Regions from separate parts of the Homo sapiens genome. Here region 2 is linked to region 1. Evidence: chromatin contacts called from ENCODE Hi-C or POLR2A ChIA-PET data. All regions are on one chromosome and are shown on one strand. The core of a region is the stretch at or near the end of the contact, and the rest is flanking DNA. Distances in the headings are between cores, read along the strand shown.

Region 1 (3,490 bases), core at 377-2,876:
GTTCTTAAAGTTGGCATGTCCTGAGTTTGTTCCTTCTGACGTTCGGATGCATTCGGAGTTTCTTCCTTCTGGTGGGTTCGTGGTGTCGCTGGCTCAGGAGTGAAGCTGCAGACCTTCGCGGTGAGTGTTACAGCTCTTAAGGCGGCGCGTCTGGAGTTGTTCGTTCCTCCCGGTGGGCTCGTGGTCTCGCTGGCTTCAGGAGTGAAGCTGCAGACCTTCGCGGTGAGTGTTACAGCTCATAAAGGCAGTGTGGACCCAAAGAGTGAGCAGTAGCAAGATTTATTGCACAGAGCGAAAGAACAAAGCTCCCGTAGAGTGGAAGGGGGCCCGAACAGGTTGCCACTGCTGGCTGGGGCAGCCTGCTTTTATTCTCTTACCTGGCGCCACCTGCTTTTATTCTCTTATCTGGCGCCACCTGCTTTTATTCTCTTATCTGGCGCCACCTGCTTTTATTCTCTTATCTGGCGCCACCTGCTTTTATTCTCTTATCTGGCGCCACCTGCTTTTATTCTCTTATCTGGCCCCTGCTGATTGGTAGAGCCCAGTGGTCTGTTTTGACAGGGCACTGATTGGAGCATTTACAATCCCTGAGCTAGACACAAAGGTTCTCCATGTCCCCATCAGATTAGCTAGATACAGAGTGTTGACACAAAGGTTCTCCAAGGCCCCACCAGAGTACTAGATAGGGAATGTGGATTGGTGCATTCACAAACCCTGAGCTAGACACAGGGTGCTGATTGGTGTGTTTACAAACCTTGAGCTAGATACAGAGTGCTGATTGGTGTATTTAGAATCCCTTAGCTAGACATAAAGGTTCTCCACGTCCCCACCAGACTCAGGAGCCCAGCTGGCTTCACCCAGTGGATCCCACACCAGGGCTGCAGGTGGAGCTGCCTGCCAGTCCTGTGCCCTGCACCCGCATTCCTCAGCCCTTGGGTGGTCGATGGGACTGGGCGCAGTGGAGCACGGGGTGGCGCTCATTGGGGAGGCTCGGGTGGCACAGGAGCCCACGGAGTGGAGGGGAGGCTCAGGCATGGCGGGCTGCAGGTCCCGAGCCCTGCTCGCGGGAAGGCAGCTAAGGCCCGGCGAGAAATTGAGCACAGCAGCTGCTGGCCCAGGTGCTAAGCTTCTCACTGCCCGGGGCCGGTGGGGCCGGCCGGGCGAGTGCGGGGTCCGCGGAGCCTACGCCCACTCGGAACTTGCGCTGGCCCGCAAGCACCGGGCGCGGCCCCGGTTCCCGCCCGCGCCTCTCCCTCCAAACCTCCCTGAAAGCTGAGGGAGCTAGCTCCGGCCTTGGCCAGCCCAGAAAGGGGCTCCCACAGTGTAGCGGCGGGCTGAAGGGCTCCTCAAGTGCCGCCAAAGTGGGAGCCCAGGCAGAGGAGGTGCCGAGAGCGAGCGAGGGCTGTGAGGGCTGCCAGCAGGCTGTCACCTCTCAGCCTGACTCATTTTCCAACCCTTCCCTTGCCTTCTGGACAGTCCCCTGCTTCCCTAGCTCTGACATCCTCATGACCTTCTGTCTCCAGCATTGTCAGGCCCTTGGACCAGCTCACGGCAGCCAGGACACAGAGGCATTGTGCCATTCCTAGGCCAGCTGAGGGACGTGGACAGTGTGAGGGCTCAAGCATGATGATATTTCCAACAGGCCTTCTTGTACATGCAGGGCAGGCCAGGGCCCGTTGCCAGCACCTGAGAGGAGCTGTGATGCAGCTCATGATCCAGTGATCGCATCCAACTGGCTGCCGGCTGCTGTCCAGGCCTCCGGGAGGACCCGCAGCCTCTGTCCGGGTCAGGGGAATCGGCGTCTTTCCCAGACCACCATGAGGGCCGGCGTTCCTGCTCAGCTGTGAATGCTGCTGTTGTTATGGCTGCTGCTTGGCTTAGGTTAAGCGGCTTGTTTGTTTTCTAACTTCAGGCTGGGAAGAGGGAGCGTTTGGATCTGGCAAGGACCTTGGTGTGCAAAGTGAAGTCCCTGATTGGAAGGACGCAGCCTGGCAGGGGCCTGCTGCGCTGCTCATGATTGGATGTGAGGTTTCTGGGGCCTCTGCAAGCTCGGAGCTAAGAGTGGTGAAGAGTCTGGGTGTGGGGGTGGGAGGACAGGGAAAAGAGGACAGTCTGGGGGTGGGGGCAGGAGGATAGTGGGAAAGCACTTTTTTTTTTTTTTTTTTTGAGACGGAGTCTCACTCTGTTGCCCAGGCTGAAGTGCAGTGGTACGATCTCGGCTCACTGCAACCTCCGCCTCCCGGATTTAAGCGATTCTTCGGTCTCAGCCTCCTGAGTAGCTGGGACTACAGGTGTGCACCACCACACCAGGCTAATTTCTGTATTTTTAGTAAAGACGGGGTGTCATCATATTGGCCAGGCTGGTCCGGAACTCCTGACCTCGTGATCTGCCCACCTCGGCCTTCCAAAGTGCTGGGATTATAGGCGTGAGCTACCGCGCCTGGCCGAAAAGCACTTTTTTTTTTCTGTCTCCTTCAGTGATGAAGCTTTGGGGCTGTACAGTCTCCTGTCATCCCCAGCAGGGAGCTCAGAGTCAAGCCCAAAGTGTCTGTGTGCACTCGTGGCTTCCAGAGATCAGCTTGAAGCCAGGAGTTACTTTGTTAGCAAAGTTTAGATGTAACTGGGAGGAAATTGCTCTCCAGTTCGCTGGCATATTCCCCATATGTAGTTAATGAAGGGACCGTCAGTCTCTATTCAGGAGCTGGGAGACTTGGATTCTAGTGCCAGCTCTGCCCTTATGGTCAGAAAACTTTGAGGAAGTTGCTTAAATGCTGAATTTCAGATTTCTCACCTGGAAAATGAGACATGAGAGAACTAACTCCTTCCTGCTTCCCAGGCTGAGGAGGAGCAAAAGGGATTTCATATGTCAAAGCCCTTTTTGAAATGGATCATCATTAACTGCGTCATAACTGCCCAGGATTGAATATTGTTTTTAAAGACAATGGTAGAATGTACGCCACTCCTAAATAAAATGCTTCGTAATCATGTTAGCATTTAGAATGTCAGGAACAAAACAGTGCTTGTAGGCCGGGTGCGGTGGCAATCCCAGCACTTTGGGAGGCCATGGTGGGCAGATCACTTGAGGCCAGGAGTTCCAAGACCAGCCTGGCCAACATGGTGAAACCCCATCTCTACTAAAAATACAAAAATTAGCCGGGCGTGGTGGCCAGTGCCTGTAATCCCAGCTACTTGGGAGGCTGAGGTGGGAGAATCATTTGAACCCAAGAGGCGGAGGTTGCAGTGAGCCAAGATTGCGTCACTGTACTGTAGCCTGGGCAACAGAGTGAGACTCCATCTCAAAAAACAAACAAAAAAACAAAAAACAATGCTTGCAGAATGTTAAAAGCTGGAAACAACCACAGGTTTGGCTGTCTTCAGCCATAGGGTGTCTTGGCTTTACATGAGCTCTTTGTGGGTAGTGATTGTATCTCTACATTTTCTCGTGTTTTTGAATCCACACTACCTGGTGTGTAGGAGATGCTTCACGAGA
Region 2 (3,490 bases), core at 341-2,840, 83 kb after region 1:
TGGGAGAGCACCCAATCATGGCAAGGATACAGTGAGATCATAGATGGAAGAGTGTTGAGAGTGATCTACCCGCTTTACAGACATCAGGAATAGCTAGCATGCAGCTGGTGAAAACCGATGTCGACACCTAGAGGAATGGTGTTCCAGCCACAGAGTCCCAGGGTGACCTGGGCAGTGACTCCTATTCTCCCCAGCTGTTCATCCCTCCTTTGTTAAATCACCAATAACAGCTTTATGCCCAGAGCAGAGGTCCAGAAGCCAGCTCACCCCAGCCCTAAGCCTGGTGTGGGCTGAGCTGGGGCTGTGTCTTCCTGGAGCCTGGCATCTGCTCACCCGTTCTTATTTCCCAGAGTTCTACTTGACCTGTGGGTAGGTGGGTAGTTCAGATTTGAGCACCACCCTACACAGAGGGTAAAAACCTGGGAGGCCAGGGCAGGAGTAGATAAAAGAAAGATGAGGAAAGGTGTGAATCAGAGCTCAGAAGGGAAAGAAACCACCCCCTTTGCCAAAAAGTTGATCATTGTGCAGAGAATACAGGTTCACTGTAGAAAAAAGAAAACAAAGAAGATAAAAACTACTTGTTAGTGGCTAGGTGTGGTGGCTCATACCTGTAATCACAGCACTTTGGGAGACTGAGGCAGGCAGATCACGTGAGGTCAGGAGTTCGAGACCAGCCTGACCAACATGGTGAAACCCTATCTCGACTAAAAATACAAAAAAAGTAGCCGGGTGTGGTGGTGCACGCCTGTAATCCCAGCTATTTGGGAGGCTGAGGTAGGAGAATCGCTTGAACCTGGGAGGCAGAGGTTGCAGTGAGCCAAGATCACACCACCTTTGCACTCCAGCCTGTGAAACAAGAGCAAAACTCCCTCTCAAAAAAAAAACAAAAACCAAAAAACTGCTTGTTAGTCTTACCACCCAGAATGAAAACAGTTAGTGTTTTAATGTTTTAGCTATTTTACTTCCTGACTTTTTACACATACACCAATGTGTATATAAATAGAACTTTAAAAATGGAAAGGGATCATACTCCTTAGTGTGCTGTTAAATGTTTAACAAATGGCTGGCAGGGAGGGGCCATCCTGATTTGTAGCATTTGCCAATTTCTGTGGTGTAAACACTCCCACCATGGCTGGTTTCAAAGTATCAACATGATGTCAACCAGCTTGCAAACTTCCTGAAATTTTAACAATCAGCTCTTGGGAAACATCGAGAGCCAACTCCAGCAGGCTGCCAACTACATTTTGTTTTCTAATTAGCCTTTCTTCCTCACGCTATAGTACAAACGTCTTCATGCCTAAACTTTTCAAAAGTTGTCTTTCTCAAATTACTTATTTGAGTCAAAATTGTTTTCCTTTGGGAATCTGGAACCGATTGTAAATACTGTCCTCTAGTTAGAATTTGCCTGTTTCTCATGTTCCATAGATCCTTGTCTGAGTGGGGAGTGGATCCACACTTTTTTATTAGGTGGCTGGAATAGAGATGTAATTGAAAAAAAAAAAAAGATTAATGTGATGCTGCAGAAGCATGTGGCGGCTTGGCAGTTCATTATCTGAGGACGGATTTGACGTAATAGAGACAATTTTCTCCTTTGCAGCTCCTTCTCCTTGGCCCAGCCAGCTCAGTTCTATACTTGTCACTCATTTCCCTTGGCCTTTCTGATGGAAATTTGTCCCTACTCCAGTCTGCCTGATGAGAGTAGGGCTGCAACTGTTTGGCCCAAGTCAAACCTCATAATCAGATCCATGTTTTCCTTGTTGAATGGGAGCTTTGGGAAATTGGAAGGGGAAGAGGGAGTGGAGAGCTGCACTCACAGAGCGTGTGTGTGTGTGTGTGTGTGTGTGTGTGTGTGTGTGTGTGTAGTCATCTCCCACTTGGCTCCAGGGTAACGTGTTGGCCTTCCAACGCTGGTGGACTGTTAGATCTGTGCTGAGAGCCTAGTAGGTGGAAAAACTTGGTGCCAAAGGTCTCCCACACTGGGCTTTTAATTGCTTTAAAAGAGGCTGAGCTTTGTGAGCTTCCGGTAACAAACCTGGCTCTCCCGGGCCCTGTGGATTTAGATGGGGAGTTTTTGACTAAGGCTTCATGAGTGTGGCCAGCATGCGTTAGGTGGACATGGGGGAGGGGCAGTCCACTGTCACAGTAAGAAGGAAAGCCTTGGCCATTCCCACTAGGTCTGAAGCTAGCCAATGGAACAGAAAGGCAAGAAGTCTGGTTTGGAGTCCTGACAAGAGTGCCAAGCTCAGATTCCTGGAGTGTAAGAGGCAAAGGACAAGGCCTGTGTGAATAAGGGGCCTTCACTGGCGGAGCCCCTAGGTCTCTGCCGTTCCCTAGGTCATCTTGGACTCCTCCTCTTCTCTATCCCCTTCCCCACTAACCTCATTCCAAGTGGTCACCAAGACCAGTTAACTGTGCCTCTGAAATTGTCCAAGATGCCAGCCCCTTCCCCCACCATCCCATTGCCACTCCCCTATCCAGGCAGTCACTGGATCCCATCTGAGCTATGAGGAACAGTCCTCCAACTGCCTCCCTGCCCTGTGGTCTCACTCAGTGCACAGACATCCTTTCGGGTCCCTACCCTACTCCCCATACATTGTGTTTTTATTTTATTTATTTATTTATTTATTTATTTATTTATTTATTTATTCATTTTTAGTAGAGACAGGTTACTTATGTTGGCCAGGCTGGTCTCGAACTCCTGACCTCGTGATCTGCCTGCTTCATCCTCCCAAAGTGCTGAGATTACAGGCATGAACCACCACGCCTGGCCTTATTTTTTATTTTATTTATTTATTTATTTATTTATTTATTTATTTATTTTGAGACGGAGTCTTGCTCTGTCGCCCAGGCTGGAGTGCAGTAGTGCAGTCTTGGCTCACTGTAACCTCCACCTCCTAGGTTCAAGCTATTCTCCTGCCTCAGCTTCCCGAGTAGCTGGGACTGCAGATGCACGCCACCCTACCCTGCTTGGTTAATTTTTTTTTTGTATTCTTGGTAGAGACAGGGTTTCACCATGTTGGCCAGGCTGGTCTTGAATCCCTGGTCTCAGGTGATCTGCCTGCCTTGGCCTCCCAAAATGCTAGTGAGGGGTGACAACGTGCTGGCGGCCCTCACTCACTCTCAGCACCTCCTCGGCCTCAGGCGTTCGCTCTGGCCACACTTGAGGAGCCCTTCAGCCCACCGCTGCACTGTGGGAGCCCCTCTCTGGGCTGGCCGAGCCTGGAGCCGGCTCCCTCTGCTTGCTGGGAGGTGTGGAGGGAGAGGTGCGGCCAGGAACCGGGGCTGTGCACTGGCGCTCGCGGGGCAGCGTGAGTTCCGGGTGGGCACGGGCTCGGCAGGCCCGCACTCGGAGTGGCTGGCAGGTGCCACTGGCCCCGGGCAGTGAGGGGCTTAGCACCCAGGCCAGCAGCTGCAGAGGGGGCGCCAGGTCCCCCAGCACTGCTGGCCCGCCCGCACTGTGCTTGAATTCTCGCCAGGCCTCAGCCGCCTC

Evidence for each region. A loop is a pair of places that touch in the nucleus more often than their neighbours do. ChIA-PET counts read pairs that join two places held with the same protein, here RNA polymerase II (POLR2A). Pooled maps may share reads with other maps.
Region 2: a map of cardiac septum shows a loop between it and region 1 (2.2-fold over the local background). The contact joins two enhancer-like sites. A Hi-C loop is called at or near these places in 3 of 168 maps with a recorded cell type or tissue (Right ventricle myocardium inferior, cardiac septum and heart right ventricle) and 2 of 50 pooled maps. POLR2A ChIA-PET finds 5 or more read pairs at or near these places in 2 of 52 experiments (MCF 10A and SK-N-SH).

What each region holds. Positions count from the first base shown.
Region 1 is chr5:31,691,094-31,694,583 of GRCh38, forward strand. All of the region lies in intron 1 of PDZD2 (PDZ domain containing 2), which reads left to right. Among named protein-coding and RNA genes, the nearest start is that of PDZD2, 54 kb to the left of the region's middle. Within about 2 kb of position 1,627, at least 5 of the 41 ENCODE cell types and tissues checked have a DNase peak (open chromatin) inside an H3K27ac peak, as active enhancers do; they include heart right ventricle, where a contact is called at or near this core.
Region 2 is chr5:31,773,846-31,777,335 of GRCh38, forward strand. All of the region lies in intron 1 of PDZD2 (PDZ domain containing 2), which reads left to right. Among named protein-coding and RNA genes, the nearest start is that of PDZD2, 140 kb to the left of the region's middle. Within about 2 kb of position 1,591, at least 4 of the 41 ENCODE cell types and tissues checked have a DNase peak (open chromatin) inside an H3K27ac peak, as active enhancers do; they include heart right ventricle, where a contact is called at or near this core.